Linked DNA regions of Mus musculus: region 2 is linked to region 1. The links are chromatin loops, found by intact Hi-C in ENCODE. Cell type or tissue: heart. All regions are shown on one strand. Links, peaks and the distances in the headings refer to the core of each region. The heading gives the core; the rest is flanking DNA. Region 1 has its middle 6.2 kb from the start of Gm35582. Region 2 has its middle 56 kb from the start of Gm40031.

Region 1 (10,518 bases), core at 1,197-9,196:
TGTTCCTTGTAGTGACTGGAGATGGCAAAGGTTTGTGGTTCCAGATTCTTCAGGATTCTCAGATCACATGAAAATTTAAGGCTGCTAGCAAGACAAGGACACCTTTGTTACACAAACATTGCAAGAAACCCTTCAGAGAACAAATTCTCAGACACTCTTTTCCAAAGTGGTAGAAGGATGATGCTGTTCCAAGCTGTCTGAGGACCCACAGCCAGGCTCCTCCCACAGCAGGCTCCGCCCATAGCCAGGCTCCGCCCACAACAGGCTCCGCCCACAGTCAGGCTCTTCCTTTGCCTTCTGAAGAGCCACAGAGAGGCTCCCAACCATCACCAAAGCATACTGGGATGCTTACAGGTGACACACAGAGGAGTTTTGTGTAATGAAAACCTTTAAAATGTCTTCTGTCTGCATCAAGCAAACTTGCAGGGGTGAGAGTGTCTTAATGCGCAAGACAGGACATAACTGCCCAGAACGGAATTGGGTGCAAATCATGATTTTCCTGTACACAAAAGAGACACGGGCTTAAAATGGAAGCAGGCTAGATGCAGGCTGGGAGTGTCTCGTGTGTCTTTGCACCTCCCAGAAACAGTCCTGGGTAACATGAATGGCTGAACAAGGAAGGAGGAGGGGACTGGGGTGTCTGAATGAAGCAATCACTTGGAGCCACTTGTGGTGGCTGGACTGTCCTTCTTGGCATAAAAGAGGTCAGAGGTCCTGGTGTAGGTCATATCAGAAGGGACCAGGATGACATCTGGGCCCCTACGAAGCCCAGGTTTGCAAGGTGTGCCACAGACAACAGGAAGCCGAGTGTTAGCACACACCCCTGCTGCCACCCCAGCTTGCCACTCACGTGCTCCCTCGTGTGCTCCTCTAGGTGGTTCACAGCCAGATCTTAGCTTGGGGAGTCATGAATGAATTTTCTGCCTGACTTTTCAGTGTAGATGAGTAATGGAGCCACAGGGAGCTGACGGTATCCCTGTGCATTCTCAGGACAGAGTGGATCTGCTCGACTGCCCAGGTCTTTACCCTAGCTTTCACTTAATGAATGTCCTTTGTGCCTAAAGCAGGTCCTAACCACCTCCCATCACCACGCCCAACTGATAAAGCCCTGCCTAGATGGAGCTCATACATTCAGGTCTCCAGTGAGACTTGTTTTTTACTTAATTTTATTCTTTTTTTTTTTTTCAGTACTGGGAACTGAATTTAGAACCACTTGCTTTGTTACTGAGCTATATCTCCAGCCCTCTTTGTACCTTTGATTTGAAACTCACCATGCCTTTGTCTCAGCCTTCCTGGCAACTGAAACCACAGACCTAGCGAAGGGTCATCGTTTGGTCATTCCAATCCAGCTCTGCCTGCTCCTCACATGTGAGATCATACATGCCTTCACATGTGAGATCATACATGCCTCTGCACCAGCCCAAACCTTGCTTCTTTCTCTTCTACGGGACTGTAGAGAGATGAAGGAGGCCACCCCTGTGCCTACCTGCAGCCACCAGCAGCCCACAGAGATCCCAGCCTTCTGCCTGTTGGTACTCAGTGTCTCATGCTGGGAAATTCACAAGTATCATGGATATCCTACCCAGAGTGACACGGATCAAGCAAGCATCAATTCCCTGTCCTCAGGCATTGGTCCTGACACGTGTGGATGCCGCCTCTTTCAGTCTACTGCCTCTCAAGGAACTGAACTCTGGGTTTGCATATTCTCATGGGTTCTGTCTTACAATAGCACTTCCCAGGCCACAGCCCACACTAACCACCTGCCCTTGAATCCTTGTCTCAGTATCTACTTTGGGTGCTGCAATGAGAGGGTAAACACGCATCTACTACACACATAGCCATCAGCAAATACATGAAGATGGCAAAGAGGAGATATTTGAGCATGCATGTGTGTATCTGTGTGTGTGTGTGTGTGTATGTACAGGAGTGTGTATATATGGGTATGTGTAAAATGTGGGTATATGCACATTTTCAGATGTGTATATGAGAATGTGTGCATGAGTACACATATATGTGAGCATGCATGTGTGGTGGTTTGAATGAAAATGGCTCTTATAGGCCCATCGGGAATGGCACTATTAGGAGGGGTAGCGTTGTTGGAGAAAGTCCACTGGGAGTGGGTTTTGAGATGTCAGAAGCTCAAGCCCTGTCCAGCAGCTCACTGTCTTTCTGCTGCTTGTCAGTCTGGCTGTAGAACTCTGTTTCTTTTTCAGCACCATGTATGTCTGAATGCTATGATGTTTCCTGCCATGATGATAATGGACTAAACATCAGAATAGTAAGCTAGCCCCTGTGAAATGTTTTCCTTTATAAGAGTTGCGGTCGTGGTGTCTCTTCACAGCAATAGAAACCCTAAGACAGTGTGTTTGCATGTATATGTGTATGCACATGTATACGCGAACATATATGTATTTGTGTTCATGCATGTCTGTATGCATGCAATATATATGTGTACATGTATATGAGAGTACATGTGTGTATGTGTTCATGAGTATATATATACACATACATGTATTTGTGCATGTAGATCTGTATATGTATGTGTATGTGCAAATTTGTATGAATATGTGTATATGTGTGTCTGTGTATATGTTATGTATATATGTGAGTGCATGTGAGTAGGCATGTGTATATGTGTACATATAGATATGTATTCATATATGTGTATGTATACATGGATACAGGTGTGTGTGTAATTGTGTGTATTTGTATGTGTGTGCATGTACATGTATAAATATGAGTATGTAGATCATGTCTTGGTTGTTCATGCTGCTATAATAAAATAGACACATAATGAATGTAGAAGCATACATATCACAGTTCTGAAGGTTGGAAGCTGAAGCCAGTGCCTCCATCATCCAAGATGGCTTTTGTGCCTGCTTCCTCAGTTCTGTGTCTGCACATGTCAGAAGGTGGACCACGGAAGGGTCTAAGCCAGTTCCCTCCTGCTCACCTGTTATTGATCCTGTTGGTAAGGGCTCTAACTTCCTGACTTAACTGCCCCCTCAGGCCCACTTTGTAATACTGTCACATCAAGGTCTAGGCTGCAAGGTACTAATCGTGGAGAAACATATATATTCAAACTGTAGCAGAGAGAGAGAAAGAGAGAGAGAGAGAGAGAGAGAGAGAGAGAGAGAGAGAGAGAGAGAGAGAGAAAGAGAGAGTCTGTGTGTCTGTGTGTGTGTATGTATGCTGTAACAGTGAGTATTGGGGGCATTCTGTAGCTGTGTGTGTGTGTGTGTGTGTGTGTGTGTGTGTGTGTGTGTGTATGCAAATGTATGTACTAAAGCATGCAAATCCACAAACATGTATGTATCTTTATGGATCTGTACAGTTGTGTGCAGGCACACTGCATGAGTGCCAAGTCTGTGCTATATAATTGTATACAGCAGAGATAGATGAGGACATGTGATAGGTCTATGAGTATGCACATCCATATACACACAGACATGTGTGCACACACATGTATGTAGCAAGCATAGCTGTAGATAAGATATACATGATCATTCACATGGGTTTGTTTTTAGTGCTGGGGAATGGAACCCAGAGCCTTACAGATATGAGGCAAGTAAGCACTATAATGCTGGGCAATAGCTCTAGCCTTGTATCTGTGTATATGTATGCATGAGTATGCATATATGACATCATCATATACCTATGCACACATGTATGTGTATATATGTGTTGTGTGTATATGCAGGCATGAGTGTACATGCAAATGTATACCTATGTATACGCATGTGCATATATGTGTACATACATATGTGTATCATGATGTATATGCTCAGATACATGTCTTTGTGTGTGTGTGTGTGTAAAATGGCCTGAAAGAGCCACCCAAGCAGGAAACCAGTGTCTGTGGCAATTCCTTGCTTGAACACCCAGTCCCTGTCCACTGGCCATGTACAGTCTTCTGCTCTGCCCTCCCCTGGCCTCACCCCACTCCATCCCTGCCCTCCCCTGGCCTCATCCCACTTCATCCCGGCCCTCGCAGCTTTTCTTCACTCCTCTTCCCCACTTCCACCCAAGACGAGGCCTCAGCTCTGAACTGCTGACAGCTGCCGTGAGCTTCAACAGCTGCTCTGAGTTCCAAGGCACGAAGCAGGGGCCACTAGAAGGAAGTGAAATCCCCACCCACTTAACAGCTTAATGAGGACTTGAACCTGAGCCCGGGAGGAATTGTCAGTGTGACTATTTGCTTGGATGTGGAGGACGTGTCTGGGCTTTCAAACCTGCCCCAGGGAGGAGCCAGAACAAGCTGGAGGCAGGGAGATGGAGATGCCTGCAATTCTGTCTGCCCCCAGCTTCCCTGGGAGACCCTGGAGTCAGGTGTGCAACTTCACAAGGGCCAGGCGTGTGCAGGGAACAGTGGTGTCAGTGGAAGCACATGGAACCCTCTGTGTATTCCAAGCCACCCTAGGGAATGAAGTCCTCCTACAAGAGGCCACTCAGAAAAAAAGAGGTCTTCAGAGCCAAACCTGCACGGACTGAGACATGTGAAATGGCTCTGTCTAACTACTGAGTGACTCCCATTCTCTGTAGACAGGACTCCCCTGCCTGCCCTGTTTACAGGGCAGATTGGCACCTACACCCCCTTGTCCCTCCTAGGCCAGATTTTCTGGTCAGCTACCTATCCTCTGCTCTCGTTCATGAACATGAGGAGCTCCAGCTGTCTATATGAGCCCAGGCCCTCCCTCTGCTTGTGGAGTTCTCCACAGCTCCTCCAGGAGCCAGGCCTCAGCCTTCCCTGCTCCCACAGATGCCAGGAGCCAGGCCTCAGCCTTCCCTGCTCCTGCAGATGCTCCCCCACAGTCTCTCCATATTTGCTTTCTTGCACCGGGCACCTGTCCACTCTACCTTGCCTTGCTTACCCACCTATTAGATGTTTTCTTTCTACCTGATTGCAATGCAAACCCCAGTGACCCTTATGCTGTGTCCTCTTGGAAGAGAGCAAAGTGCCTGGCAGATAGCCGCTCACTGGACACTTGGATTCAGGAATGCTACATTAGCCAGGCACATGCTGTCCCCACCCCCATCCCTGACCACGAGGCATAAAACAAACACATGTCCACATTCAGAGCCCAGAGAGGGAACTCTAGTCTTACACAGAGCGATCTGACAAATGTTTTATCAGTGTAGGAGTCGACCCACCTGGTAGTGAGCTCTCCAGACCAGGGCCCTTTCTGAATGAAAGATGGCTCTTATACGGGAGGTTTCCATACAGTTGTTCTCATTTGGTTTCTTTTGCTGTGATAGAGCTATTAACAAAAAAGCAAGCTGGGGTGGGGGTGTTAAAGACATGGCTTAGTATATGAAAACACTGGCTATTTTCCTGGGGCACTTGGGTTCAATTCCTACACTCACTTGAAGGCTCAGGCCCCAGGGAATCCAGAGCCCTCATCAGGCCTCAGGCACCAGACCAACTCAAGATGCACAACCATACATGCAGGCAAAACAGCCGTACACATAAAATAAGTCAATCTTTTTAAAACAGCTTACGGGGAATGTTAATGTTAATTTTAGCTCACAATTTCAGGTTACATCCCCTCATTGTGGGGAAGCCAAGGCAGAAGCACCGGTCACCTCAGATCCACAGGCACGATCAGAGGGAAATGCTTGCTAAATGCTCTAGCATTCTTGACTCTTAGCCCCGGAGCCCCTGCCTGGAAAATGGTGCAGCCCACACTGGGTAGGTCTTCCCACATTAATTAATGTAACCAAGACGATCCCCCACAGACATGCTCACAGACCAGCCTGACCAAGACAATTCCTCTTTGGGACTCTTTTCCCTGATGATTCTAGGATGTATCAAGTTGACAAAGCTAATCTTCACAAAGCTCCAGACAGAATTTCTCTAAGCACCTGGGCAGGGCCAGGCTCGGTTCCTGGCTTGCTTCTGCCATCTGCTGGTCACTGGTTGAATTGCACTGGAGAAGCTTACCACCACTCCTCTGCCTTTTCTTTCTAGGAAAGACTCACTATCCTCTCTGTCTACAACAGGGTCCATCTGGCTGACCTGTCAATCAACATGAAGTGGAATAGACTCTAAACTCTACTCATGTGCAGTAGAGATATTTATAACTTGGCTCAAAGTCTTAAGATTTTCCCATATTTTGTATCTATTAACTGAAATTACACTCAATATTAAACCCATGAGTCTGGATGATTTAGACACAGAAAGTTTGAGTACAATTTCCAAAAAAATCACACAGCTACAGAGTGATGCAGCTCACCTTTGAGCCTCTGCAACGGGAAATTTCGGGGCGTACTTTACCCATAACCTCACAACTGGCACAGGGCCCTAGTCATCTCAGCCTGAGACTCCACCAGACAGATAGAAGACACTTCAGCAAATCATCTTTGAGCACTAGCAACCATTCTGCCATTCAGAGCTTCCATCTTTCACACCCAGGAGGTTGTGGCTTGGTTCTTCTGGGGCCTCCCCAAGCCATCAGAGGATAGTGGAGGAAGCATATAGGCCGGGGTGGAGATCTGATGCCTCGGGACCCTCTGACTGAGCTGTCTCTAAGCCTCAATTCCCCTTCTCATATGTGTACCAGGGGAAAGCTCCCAACACTGTTTGATACAAACTCTCATCACCATCTTACTCAAGGCTCTGAAGAAGCCCTGCAAGAGACAAATCCACTTCCCTTCCTCAGCCCAACCGACCCCAGGACTGTAGAGCCACCATGGGCCTCACAGTTCCATCTTCAAATTGCAGGGCTGTCACCATCCAGGCTTTCCTGCAAATGTAACAACTGACCCACCAAGAACAGGGTCTATCCCGAACCTAAGGAGCTCCAGATCCCACACATCTGTGGCTCTGGCTTTGAGGCCTTCCAACACCTGTCTCCCGGGCCTGGGATCCAGCGCTTCCCATCTGGATTCCAGAGTCAGCCTCATGGACCATAAGCAATTAGTCTGAGGCAGAGAAGACAGTTTTTAATAATTCTGTCATTATCCTCCATTTTCAGCACCAGCAGACACGAAAACTCCATTTCCCGTTTCTTTTTTTTTTTAAAGGTATCAAATGGCTTCTGCATCACATTGCAATGTCGACATCAGTCCGGTTGTTTGTAGAGCAGACTCGTGCTTTCACGGCCTGAAGAAACTTGACCCCACGGTGTCAGTGTGGGGTCACTGCAGAGCCTAGTTTGACTCGGTGGCGCTGGGTGCTGAGGTCCACTTCCATTACACAAGACATAGGGTGCAGCAATGCTGTGTAGCTGACAGTCGGATGTGAACGAAGCCCACAGCTTCCTGCTGGGTCAGCGTGACGGTGAGGAAACCACCCACCATCCTCCCCAGACACAGAGTGATCTGGAGGAAGTGAGCCATGGAGGGGTGGCTGGTGGAGGACCTCACGACAGAGCCAGATCAGCAGGCAGGAGGAGAGTATAAGGTTCAAGACAGGAAAGCCATTGATAAGCCAGGACGTAGCAGAGTCCACATATGGGAGATGGAGACACTGGGCTCTAACCACATTAATTTCAACAGCCAAGGTAAACAGCTGGATGGGGCTTAGAATGATCGGTCCACTGCAAGCACACACTCCCATGAGACCCCTGTGTGGCCGAGGCACACCCTTTAAGTACCATTCTCACCCTATAAATGAGAAGTCCTGGACACAGAGAAGTTGAGTAACCTGTTCAAAGTCACACAGCAAGGAAAAAGCTCTGGGGATTGAGTCCAGAGCAGGGCAAACAGGTCCCTGCTCTTGGGTGTCTGTGGACACAGACTTTAAAGGTAAGTCTGGGTTATACCTCTTGACCAGGGCTGTCACCAGAAGCAGCAGCCTTGAAGATGAGGAGTGTGATCTTGTCTTGTTGGTCACAGAGCCCGTCAACAAGAGGACAGACTCTGCAGGGTCAAACGGGTGCATACAGCTTTCACATATATTACCATGATGCCGGGGTTCCATTGGGTCCCTGCCCAGGGCTGTCAGCCACCTCAGCAGCTACTGTAGCAGGATGAATGACCCCACATGCAGGCAGAGCACTGACCCCACATTCTACACCTGGTTCAGTATGTGGCATAGAACTGAGGGTCTCTTACACACAAGACAAGCACCAATTCCCAGCACCTACACGGTGGCTCACCACCACTTGTAACTCCAGTCACAGGGATCTGACAGCCTCTTTAGGCCTCTACAGGAACCAGACATAGAGATAGCCATGGTGGTTCACAGACATACATACAGGCAAAACACATGAAAATTATCTTTTTTTAAAACAGTGAGATAGTTTCTCACTAAGTGACTCAGCTTGGCCTTGAACTTGTAATCCTCCTTCCTCAACCTTCCAAGTAGCTTGCACCACCATAATATAGTTTTGTTGTTGTTGTTGTTGTTGTTATTGTTGTTGTTGTTTTGTTTTGTTTAATGGAAACTTGTCCACAATGGTTCATTAGCAAAATACTTCTGAAGAGAGGAGCGGACACCAAGCAGACTTTCTACTGTTGATCCCAGAGAGAAGCCAGAGAAGCCACAGGGGACAGACTCCTAAGTCTTCCACAGCCTGCAGACTAGTGTGTGATGGGTGTGGGATGCTGTGGTACATGCACAATGATTCTGGCATGCCTGAGCAAGTCTGAGTCTCGTATAACTTTCTAGAAGGTTCTGATGATGGCATACGTTCTTGGAGGACACACAGAGTGGAAAATTATAGAAGATCATGAAGGAGAATTAGAGCACTGAGCAACAGCACCAGAGAATCTGAGCACTGGGCAACAGCACCAGAGAATCTGAGCACTGAGCAGCAGCACCTTACACGTTTCATGGAACTTCTTCCTAGTCGTTTATACTCATACAGACATTTTAGGCTTTGACAAAACTAGAAACATATAAAAATATATTCTCATATTCCCCTAACGTTTTTATTGTTAGCAGTTATAGTCTGGGTGTGAAATGCTCCCCGAGGGCTTGTGTGTTTGAACACTTACTTGGTCCTCGGCTGTGGTGCTGGGGTTTGTGGGGGTGGGCGGGCTGTGGAGCCTTCAGGACTGTACCCGGTGCTTTTGTTGAGAAGAGATTGAGAGGTCTGCCTAACAAAGCTGCCTTTTCCAGCTGAGCCTGGTGGTGCTGGCCTGTCATCTGAACTACTGGGGAGACTGAAGAAGGAGGATGACACCATCAGGACAACTTAGTGGGATCCTGTTTCAAAATAGAAAGTCCAAAAGAGGTCTTTCTGGAGGACCCGGGTTTGGCTCCCAGCACCCACATGACAGCTTACAACCATCTGTGGCTTCAGTTCCAGGGGATCAGGTATTTCTTCTGGCAGCCTAGGTTACTAGGCACACAAGTGGTACATAGATACACATGCAGGCAAAACACCCATAGATATACAATTTTAAAAAGCATTTAAAATAATTACTTAAAATAATTGCTCAGTGGCAGAGTACTTACCCAGCATGTTCATAGTTAGTCCTAGTCCCTCTCGTATCACATATAAACATTTTTATTTCAAAGGAAAAGTGATTTTCAGCAATAAATGAAGGGACTAACAGCATTTGCATTGCACTGGCATAGCCAGGTCCTTGAAGGTGCTGCATGGGTGGACAGGAGACAGGAGAGGAGGGTGCAGTGCTCTGGTGACAGGGTAGGTCTCTGTGCTCTGTCACAGCTGTAGTCATTACTGTTATTAGACAGGCAGCAGGCCTTGTAAAAGTATATTGAATTGTCCTGCTCCAATTGTTGTCTTTGAGACTCACTGCTTCAGTCTTCTAACCCAGGCCTAGTCCTGGAAGCTTCTAGCCTCGGTACAATCTAATCTAGGCCTAGAATGTTGTCTCTCTGTATTACTGTCCTGGTAAAACTACCGCAGTTGCCTCCTCCTCCTTCTCCTCTTCCTCCTCCTCTTCCTCTTCCTTCTCCTCCTCCTCCTCTTCCTCTTCCTCTCTTTCTCTCCCTCTCCCTCTCCCCCTTTCCCTCTCTCTCTCTCCCCTGCCCTCCCCCTCTCCCTCTGCACTACTCCCTTAAGTAGCTTCCCTTTCCTCTCTCTTCTCTTGAGAGTTGGGCATACCTATTCTGTCAAATCTTTCTCTCTCTGATTCATCACTTGTCTGCCACTCAATTAGAGATCACTTTCAAACATGAATGTTTCTGTCTACAAACTAACTTTACCTATTTTGTTTTGGATTAAAGGTGTATGCTAAGGACTGAGACACACCACGACTAGAAACGTTTGTTTGTTTGTTTGTTTTGTTTTTTATTTGTTTGTCTGTCTTTCAGTATACAACACAATCTTGGGTTTCATAGTGTGATCACATATCCTGCAACAAGGTCTTAAACCTAGCAACTACACATGAGCATCTACTTACAAAGACCAAGGAGGTGGGGCTTATTACTAGGATCTAGGCCACTGCCTGGTGACTTATCTCAAGAATGAACACTGCTGATTGAGCCCATCAAAGACTCAGGGTGGACGGGCTCCTGGAGCCACGAAAGTGCCCCATGTGGTTCAAACAGAGAGGACTGATTCATCCCAGCCACACGATATCCACAAGTACCACAGACAGAGT
Region 2 (10,518 bases), core at 905-8,904, 71 kb before region 1:
GGATCTCACAGGGGTGCTGGGGATCTCACACGGGTGCTGGGGATCTCACACGGGTGCTGGGGATCTCACACGGGTGCTGGGGATCTCACACGGGTGCTGGGGATCTCACAAGGGTGCTGGGGATCTCACAAGGGTGCTGGGGATCTCACAAGGGTGCTGGGGATCTCACATGGGTGCTGGGGATCTCACATGGGTGCTGGGGAATCTCACATGGGTGCTGGGGATTTCACCTGGGTGCTGGGGATCTCACATGGGTGCTGGGGATTTCATGTGGGGGCCAGCCCTTTTGCTTGCACCACAAGGGCCTTATCACCCGAGCCATCACACTGGCCCCCTTAAAGTACTGTTGGTAAATAGTTATTTCTCAGGAACTTTGCCCTGTGGAGCTGTTGGGGACAGGGAAGGGAACACCAGAGATGAAAGAGATTACTGTATGTGCTGAGACCTAATTTGACAGCTGAGAGACTCAGAGTCATAGGAAGAATTAGGGGCTATGATGAGAAACATGAGGAGCAAATGGACACGAGGCAGGCAAGGGGCTGGACAGGGACAGCCAAAACGACCTGCAATGTGGAATTGGTGGCTGTGACCATCTGTGGCTAACCTTTGAAGCAGCAGTAATGTCATTCTGTCTCTAAGCGCCAAGACATTTGCCCCCACATGTGTGCAATAGCAGTGTCTGTGCCCTCCAAAGCTCTGATAGAGATCATGGAAAGAACTACTTTAAAGAAGAAATCAGTTCACTGTGGCTTAGGGAGGGAAGGGTCCCTTTACGCCATGATTGTTCTGCCCGCCTCAGAAATATTCACAAAAATATTTTCTCAAATTCCACTGGGCAGATCCTTTACATGGGCAGCCATGCCAATCCCTCTTTGGAGTATTTGCTTTGATAAATAAAATGGAGCTCAAACTGTCCCCAAGGTGTTAGCTCCTGACAAATGACACTCAAACTTGCTTCTGTTCTTGACTGAATTCATTCCTTCAAGACTAGAATCCAAAAATCCCATCCTCCCCACCATAACAAACCCTAGGGTATTAACGGACTCACTCTGATATAACAAAATGCTTAAACCACCAACATTTATCTTCTCACAGCTCTGTCTGCTCAGGTAACATTACCTACGGAGGCAGCGAGTTTGGGTTTGGAGAGGGCCCTTCTTTCAGACTTCCAGATGACCACCTTCCTAGTGTGTCTTCACATGTCTTTCTTCTCTGTGAGCTGCTGGAAAGCGAGATCTCCACCGTGCTAAGCTCACTTAGCCTCATCACTTCCTGATCTAGCTTCACTCTGTGTTAGAGCAGCAAGAACAAAGTGGGCATATATTTATTTATTCACTTCCGGGTCACAGTCCATCATTGAGGGGAGTTAGGGGACAAACTTAAGCAGAAACCACAAAGGAAGGTTGCCCCTGGGTTTCACAGACTCATGCTTGGTTAGCTTTCTTGAACAACTAAGAACCACCTATCTAGGGATGTTACTACCCATGGTGAGCTGGGCCCTTCCCTGCCAATGAATAATTAAGACAGCCTCTCACAGACACGACACACCACAAGCTGTTCTGATCTAAGGTTTCCTTCAGCCAAGAATCTTCTGTCAGATGCCTAAGGTTGACACTAAGGCACCTCCTCAAGCCGTGTGTCCAAATGCAATCCCACAGGGGTTAGAAGAACAGAGCTTCTGCATATGAACGGGGCAGCATGTGAGCCTGCGCAGCTTCCTGGAGGGGTGAGGGCTGGCAGCAGGAGGGGTCGTTACTAGGAACTTAGAGGAAAATGCAGAGCAAGGAAGAGGAGTCGCAGGGGCCTGGAGAGACAACACAGTTCACGAACTGTTTGCCACATGGACATGAAGACCCGATTGGTTCCTGGAACCCATATAAACAGCCTATGTAGTGTCCGCCGCTTGTGATCAGGGGTTGGGAAGGCAGAGTCATGAGGATCCCTCAGCTTGCTAACCAACCATCTCAGCCTGATAGGAGAGGACTAGGCCAATGAGGAACCCTGTATCCGGAAAACAAGGTGGATAGCTCGGGAAGAATGAGGGGCAGGCACAGATACACAGGTGCACACAGAGACACAGAGAGGAGCCACAGGCCACGGGCAAGCAGGTGGGGGAGATAAATGAGTCATGGTAAGCACCATTCAAGGTTCTAATTTAGACCTGTTGCATCAGAGACTCCTGCGATGTTACAATAGGCAGATCATCTCAGCGGTGCAACAAAAAAAACCTTGAAAATGCAGTAATAATTCAAATCACTTGTTCTCTGCCAAAGCGCAGTCATCGGAGGCATTGGAGATAAATTTCTGTGGCTCGCTCTGGCTGCCCCGCCTGGATCGTTGCCTTGGCTGGTGTAAGACAAGCTGTGGTGGGGGTGAGGAATGGGTTGGCAAGCCGGAGCCAGGGAGCTTCCGGTGTTCCTGGGAGAACAACACAGAGGCGGCCAGCGGAAGATGTTCCCTAAGCTTGTCAGAGGGAGCTGGTGCATGGTTTCTGTAGACAACACCATTAGTCAAAACAAATTCTTCCAGCCTGAGAAGCCCGAAGCCTTGCAGGAACACAGCTCTCCTGGAGTGTCCCCGGTGGCCCATCATGCACTGCCAACTGCCACTGTTACCATCAGAGTTTCATTAAGTTCAAACATCTGAAATGGGCCTCTATTTCTCTCTGAAACGCCTGGGTCCCTAGCAGCCCCGTTCCACTGCCTCAGACTTTCCTCTGCCCGAGGCCGTTGAAGCCCATCTACTGAGCCTTCTTCCCCGCACACCCTGCACCTGACTCTGGGGAGGGTGAAGTCCAGGAACCAGAGAGGGCTCAGGAAGGCTTGCTCCTCTTTCCCTGTGTCTCTGTGTGTTTTCTGTATCCGATCTTTTCTCCGTCCTCTGAGGCAGCACCAGGGATGTTATGCTGTCTCCCATATAAACAGAACCCTTCCGATTTAATTGCTTTATTCCTCTCAACCAAACAAAACATGTATAAGTCTTAACGGGCTGAGAGAGGCCTCCGGGCACAGTTTTTAACAACCTGCCTGTGATTTGGAGCTTGCAAGCATTACAGAGGACACACTCTCTGAAAAGACTGTTATAGATCCTGGGGGCAGGGCTGCCTCAGGGGGAAGAGCCGTGGGGAAAAAAATCTTTAGGAGTGTCTTGAAAAATGTATCTTAATCCCAATATATTGCAAAGACGCATCAATTTTTTTAATGTATTTGTGTCGAAGTGTTTTAATAGAGCGTGTTGTCTGAGACCTTACTTGTACGGCTCTCAGAAGACGAAGCCTAAGGGCTAGAAGGAGATCATTTGCAGAATATGAAAATGTCAGGGGTTCAGTCAAGTAATGGTTCCAATAAATAACTCAGCAGGAAGTGACTCCTCTGGCCTCCTGTGATCTTTGCCCCTTAGTGTTATTTCCCAGGAAGCTTTATTGTGAATTAATTCTGTTTCCTTTGCCAGCCCTGGCAAGGCACTGAAGTGCACATAGTAACTTCTGGAAGAAAATTGCCTCTCCTCTTCAGTTGGAAAATACTTCAAATGAGGCCCAAAGCTATCTTCTGAAAGAGTGGGTAGGTGATGTGCTAGCAAACATGCAAAGTGGTCTTTGCTCTTGACTTGCAAAGAGAGTTCAAATCCAGCTTGTCAAGTGTAAGCGGTTTGGAGGTCTCCCACCAAAGCTCCAACAGTAAGAAGGAAATGCTAAAGCCCATGCCTTTCCTCAGCCTGTGAATGATCTGGGCTCACTGCCCTTCATCATCTCAGTCCTTGTACTATATGCAGGCGCTGGGTACCATGTCACCACAATGAAGCTAGAAGCGGGCAGTTTTCCACCCATAAAAACGTGATAGTAGAGTCCAATCACTCAGAGACCCCCTCTGCCCCTCTACAGTAATCTTGAAATGACCCACATGTCCAGTCTCTGTTTTCTTTAGCCCTTTCAGTGAACCCCGTGTCTCTGCTCAGATTGGGATAACCATTGTACGTGGAGCTGTTCCAGCCTAAACTGCAAGCCAAGTCACTGTTTACTCGAGTCTTCTGCCATGGTGTCGCCTGTTCACAGGGTGAGTCATTGTCCTGGATTCTGGAGAGAGAGTGGAATCTGGGTTGTCACAGCCCAGCATTACTGATCTATACCAAAGCATAGCAACCAACATGCCACACATGTCCCAAGATAAAGGACAAAGACCTTTGAAAACGATGGTGGGGGGAGGGGAACTCTACACATACTGGCAGACTAGCTAGGACGAGACCCATGTGCTGTTCTCAGCAAACCCAAAAGAGGATCATTGGTAAAAGTCCCTGTAGGTTGGCTGTGCCAGCTACACCTTGGTAGCCAACTTGGTCAGAAAGCACACGTACCAGTTCCCAGCAGCACACATCAGACACAGGTAAGTGTCCAATACCTGGAAGCTGTTGTCATTTTGGCTCTGTGCAGTGGTTCTCAGTCTGTGCTCCTGTCAGTATCAGAGACGCCTAGGTATTGTATGCTGTCATAAAATACCTGGGGTAGAAAGTCCCTGTAGGTTGGTTGTGCCCCTCATGTTGTCATACAATGCCTGGATGAAGCTACTTGAGACTCACTCTGTTTCACACTGGAGACCTTCAGGTCTTCAGTTGACACTGGAGTTCTGAAGACGTTGGTTCTTATGTCAGCAGGGGAAAGCTGATGCAGCAGGATAGATGGATTTGCTATTGAGAATGGAGGGCAAACAGGCAAAGAGAAGTTTCTTCCTTCCTTCCTTCCTTCCTTCCTTCCTTCCTTCCTTCCTTCCTCTTGGCTGCCACCAGAGGTGTGGCTACTTGGAGGATAAGCCTTCTTGCTCCAGACAATCCAATCAAGGAGTTTGTATCCTAGTTGGCTCCAGATGCTCTCAAGTTGGCAACCAAGATTATAATCCATCACAGTGGTTTGTGTCATAGTGTTTAAGCTTTCAATTTGACACAGTCTAGAATCTCCAGGGAAGAGAACCTTAATGAGGAATTGTCCAGTTCAGGCTGTCTATGGAGGACTGTATTGATTGAGCATTGATGTGGGAAGACCCACCCTGAATGTGGGAAGCACCATTTCATGACTGGGTCCTGAACTGTGTAAGAGAGCAGAATCGAGTGAGCAGGCGGTGCAGTGGAATTCCTTTCTCTCTCTTGAGCATGGCTGTAATTGCACTCACTGTTTCTGCCTTGACTTCCCACAGTCATCATGGTCTACAACCTCAGATCATATTGTAAGCTGAATGCACCTTTTCTTTTCTTTTCTTTTCTTTTCTTTTCTTCTCTTCTCTTCTCTTCTCTTCTCTTCTCTTTTCTTTTCTTTTCTTTTCTTTTTTCCTTTGGCTTTTCGAGACAGGGTTTCTTTGTATAGCCCTGACTGTCCTGGAACTCACTTTGTAGACCAGGCTGGCCTCTAACTCAGAGATCTGTCTGCCTCTGCCTCCCAAGTGCTGGGATTAAAGGCGTGCACCACCACTCTTGGCCAAGGTGTGTTTTATCAGGACACAAATATGAAAGTAGGAAGGCAAATTGAGGCTTTTCTTTTCTTTTTTTCTTTTCTCTATTTAGCTGATCTTTATAAGAGGCCTCAGCAGTGATCATGCGTGGGTAACAGAGGTGGGTGACAGGGGAACATTAGCTGACGTGATAGTAATTCCCCATCAGCTGGGGCCAAACACCAGGCTTTCTCTCTGAGAAGGGTAACTAACTTTCCAACAAGTTGCAGGCATAAGTTGACAGTGGACTCATGGGCTTCAGGTTTCATTCACAGTGGGGGGGGGGGGGGGGAGGCACAGTGATGGCTCTGAGAATGGACAGATCTGAAGGGCAGTATGGAAGTCTGAGGTCAGCCCTGCAGACAGAGAGGTGGAGTCAGACCCAGCACCCATCAGACCAAGCTGGCCAACCAGAATCTGTGTTGTAAGGTTTTTGTCTCAGAAACAAAGGCTGCCAGCTACACCTTGGTAGCTAGCTTGGTCAGAAAGCACACGTACCCGTTCCCAGCAGCACACATCAGACACAGGTAAGTGTCCAATACCTGGAAGCTGTTGTCATTTTGGTTCTGTGCAGTAGTTCTCAGTCTGTGCTCCTGTCAGTATCAGAGACACCTAGGAATATGTTAAAACACACATCCCTGCCATCACCAGAGCCACAGTGGCCTAGCAACCCACATCTCGGCAGCTCTTCTGGCCCTTGAGATTGTAAGGTATGCTTGAGAAGTGCCCGAGACACCTGTTCCGATAGAAACTGTGACTAGCTGACCTCCCTGTCCCCCATCACGATCCGGCATCCCTATCTGACCCCCCTTTTATCTTCATCCTCAGAGAAGCTCTGTGTCTGGCACAATCGAGGTTCTAAACCCTACCCAGTAACGAGTGATGGCTCTGCAGCATTACAGATGTTTTCCCAGCACCCCGAAGGACCCACGATCTCCCCATTTCTCCCTACTGTTTAGAAAGACAGGTGACAGTGAAATGCTCAGGTCCCTGTCTTGGCCGCCATGTGGCATCTCTCTTACATGCGTTCTCGCGACCGGCCAGGAAAGACGCAACAAACCGGAATCTTCTGCGGCAAAAGCTTTATTGCTTACATCTTCAGGAGCAAGAGAGCAAGAGCAAGAGAGCAAGAGAGCGAATGGCGAAACCCCGTCCCTTTTTAAGGAGAATTATCCTCCGCCTAGGACGTGTCACTCCCTGATTGGCTGCAGCCCATCGGCCGAGTTGTCGTCATGGGGAAGGCAGAGCACATGGAGTGGAGAACTACCCTTGGCACATGCGCAGATTATTTGTTTACCACTTAGAACACAGGATATCAGCGCCATCTTGTAATGGTGAATGTGAGGGCGGCTCCCCACACATCTCCTTTCTCTGAGTCTGATGGTGTGCTAAGGGACAAATCCCATGACTGACTCCTCCCACAAGGCTTGGTAATCTGATGTTACAGGACTGACCACTGGGCTGTCCACTCTCACTTCCTGTTTGACTCTGGAGCACTTGAAAAATGAGAGAGACGGGGGTGGTGGTGGGGGTCGGTTTCCCACAGCTTTGTTCCTCTCCTGGCTTTGACACTGTTGGGGTCTCACTGTGTAGTTGCTTTAGATTAGGCCTCTCCTGTTTGCCAAGCCTCTGAAGCACACACAGCTTGCATCAAACCAGGTGAGAGTGTGGGAGGGTCCTGCTACTGTCACCTGCTGGGCTTGCACTGGGTGACAGGCAAGGGGCAGGCAGACTCCTTTGTGGAGTTTAAGGGATGAGGAGTCTGTCTTCCAATGGGGAAAGAAGCAGAGCCACACCTGGCATTCCCTAGAGAGGACAGCTGTTGGGCATCTCCTGGGACATGATGTTCCTGCTGTTGGTGGAGACTGGGACACTCCACCTGATGGATGGAAGTTAAGCCAGGCAGCAGGTCCCCTTTGCCTATTAAAGTAGCATTAAAATGTGTTTAGTGGAAATACCTAGTGCAGGCGGCACCCTAATGAAACTGGCATCCTCATATACTTCTGGAAGCATCTGGCAAGCTAGCAAATGGGGATAATGTGCAGTTGGAAGGCATCCGTCAACACATGAGCCATTATAAACATTTGTGCTGCTGGGCCCAGCAGTCAGAGCTATGGAAAGCTGTCCTCGACAGCGATACTTTCAGCAGAACGGGGTGCATTCTGGGTTGCGTTTGTTGCCAACAGAAGTGATAAAGATGTCAGAGAGTGACTATGGAAATGGACATGACTGCTCGGGGGGTTAGAAGCCTTTAATGTGATTTTCCTGGCAAACATCAGCCACCTGAACACAAAAGAGTCTTAAGCTATGTTGGTTAAATAGCAGCACCTGGAGTCGTACTCAGTACAACAGCAGCAAGCGCAACAAGGGAGACGCCAGAGGGGGGTGTGTCAGAAGGACCTGTGACAGTGCCATACATATGGCATGGCTCCCTGCACTTTGTGTTCTGCGCTGAGTGGGAATGGTTGAGAGGGGTGACGCGGAGCTGGCTGTGCTGAGGGAGGACACCATGGTCACAGGATCTTCTCCCTCTCGCTCTCTTTTAGCAAGCATTCAGAGACAAGATGCCTCAGGTTTGATTGGCCAGAGACCAGGAAGCCTCTGAGCCATGTGCAGAGAGCTATGAGGTTGACACCATGCTCCCCCTGCCCCAGCCCTTGATGATTGCCTGGCAGCCTCAGCTCTAGTTTGGCAAGTTATATCCCTCAAGAGTAGGGGTGCCTGAGTACAAGACGGGAGTCCCTGTTGGCTGAGGAACCTGCAGAGAGTATTGCATAAGAAGTTCCCTAGTGGCAAGCGACGGCTGAGACATTTGAAATATGGGGCAGGCACGGGCAGAGAGGCTTAGAGCAACCTGGGTAAAATTGCTTTAATGCCGTGGAGCAGGGCTGTGGGGAGGAGCTCCCATTTCCATGTCAAACGGAAAAGCTCTCTTCATAGTTTGTATACAGGGCTCTTGCTTTGCCCTGCAATTTTGGTCACATAAGCTAGAAGGTATTTGGAAGTCTTTGCTTCATTTAATAACAAAACATAATATTATTTCTTGCTTACTTAACAGCCATCTTGTTATTTATTTCCATTAATTTTAATAACTGGAATAATAAAGAGTTATAGGTTCGTGTTAGATAAGGTTTTTTTCCCCTTTGTTAACTATCACTCCACTATTAAAATCGGCCTGTCCCCAATCTGTCATTAAGGACAGATTGTAAAATACAAGTTCCTATCACTTTGTGAGCCTCTGAGCTCTGCCACTCCACAATGCCCAGGTCTCTCAGACTCTCCTCTGCCAAGAACACCAGAGATAGATTTGAACAAAACATATTTTTAAGAGTGCATGCTGCCACCTGGTGGTGGTGTACCCAAATTTAATTCTTAGAGTTTAGATGGCAAGGCAATTCTTAGGAAATAGATTGGGGACAGTCATTTCATGGTTCGTATTCTTTATTTAGCTCCTTCTGTTCCAGACCAAGGGCACTCACGTTCTCTCTCTATCTGCTTGCCGCTGTACTCCTGGCTTCCAGGTGCTGTTACCCCATGGGGCAGTGGGTTCCTGTGGGCTCCTGTGGATTTTGCCCTCATCCCAGCTAACCCACAACACTGATCAGCAAACCCCGGCCTCACCTGGCTTACAATGCAGCACCCCCTTCTACCCCCATGTCCCAGTCCCAGTCACACATACCCACGGCAAACTGATCTGCTGAGCTCAGTACCAGAAGGAACAGCATTAAAGCAGGAGACAGCTGTTTGCTGGTGGGAAAGAGCGGCTTTCAATTATTTAATATGAAGCAACAAGGGGAGTGGCTCAGCCCCTGACAGGCTGACTAATTCGTAGGCTCTCAGGCAACACCAGGCCGGTGAAGTTACCGTCCTTTGATTGGTAACACGATGGCATCTTAATTTGTTTGTGTAATTACATTTTTTTAGGGCTACTATCAAATGTTAATGCTGTGTTAGGCAGAGGACGTAAAACGATTCGGATACACCAGACATGGTGTCACTGTGGGGGTGGGGGTGATTGCTGGGACTTTGTTGGAATGAGAACATCACTAGCGAGAGGCACACGTATGTGGCTTTCCTGAGGCCAGCTCGCTTCAGGTGACTGGTGTTGGTCTCAGATATCACATTCACTGTTGTTCCTGATGTTTAATTCATCAGTGTGCTCCAGGTCTGGCAGTAGGATGGGTGTGTGCATGGAAGCCAATTTCCTGCCAGTACATTATCACTCGTAGGAGGATTCCCTTTCCTTGGGAGGATTCTCTGTATCCTGGGAGGATTCCTTGTCTCCTGGAGGACTCTTTATCCCTAGGAAAACTCTTGCCCTGGGAGGACTCTCTTTCCTTAGGAGGAGTTCTCTATCCCATATGAGGAGCTCTCTACTCCCAAGCGCACTAAGATTGCCCTGTGCCACAACCCTTCCTCTAGGCTAGCCACCATGCCCATTAATACCCCTCTAAATGCTCTGGCTTCTAGGCCAGTGGACTCCTGGAGTAGCACCAGGCTGGGAACCAGGTGTCAGGTGTGTCCGCACCAGCCTGAAGCATCACTCTGACAGGGATATGTCCTGGTCTAAGATCTCCTGACCTGGCAGAGAGCCAGAACTCTCCGTCATACCTAGATACAAACAGGTTCCCAGGGAGATGCCTGCTCCAAGAGGCTTCCATTGACTAGGTTCTCGAGTACAGGGATACCCAAGAGGACTCTTATTTCATATTTAACATGCAGAGCAGATCCCTGCTACACAGTTCCAACTCTGTGGACCAAGTTTTCCCACATACTTGGGAACCCACACTTCTCTAAGCCCTTTCCCTCAGACAGACCTGTGCTCTGGGTGGGAAAAGCTAACCACCTATCAGGCATTTATCTGTTCAGTCCTGCAGACTGATGCTCTCTGGGCAAAGCACATGGGTTGGGGAGTTCACAAGTGCAGAAAAACCAATTCTTGATTTCTTTACTGGCGGTGACATTACACAAAATTTTCCAGAGAAGCAGAATGGGGGGAAGGGAGGGCACAAATATTACAGAGCGAGAAGGAGAGGTGGACTTT

The links. Hi-C counts contacts between places; a loop is a spot of excess contacts. Peaks named below come from ENCODE experiments on the same cell type or tissue, not always from the same donor. Only the 100,000 strongest peaks of a DNase experiment are listed, where the experiment ranks them.
Region 2: it touches region 1 in a loop (5-fold over the local background); 2 of 42 quality-filtered maps call a loop at or near these places.

Annotation. Positions count from the first base shown.
Region 1 is chr2:178,502,972-178,513,489 of GRCm38, reverse strand. No RefSeq gene overlaps it. Among named protein-coding and RNA genes, the nearest start is that of Gm35582, 6.2 kb to the right of the region's middle. In heart, for the core only: no CTCF peak of the experiment used is centred there; a DNase peak (open chromatin) is centred at 7,249; H3K27ac peaks cover 1,502 bases.
Region 2 is chr2:178,573,343-178,583,860 of GRCm38, reverse strand. No RefSeq gene overlaps it. Among named protein-coding and RNA genes, the nearest start is that of Gm40031, 56 kb to the left of the region's middle. In heart, for the core only: a CTCF peak has its summit at 8,829 (motif pointing left); no DNase peak of the experiment used is centred there; H3K27me3 peaks cover 703 bases.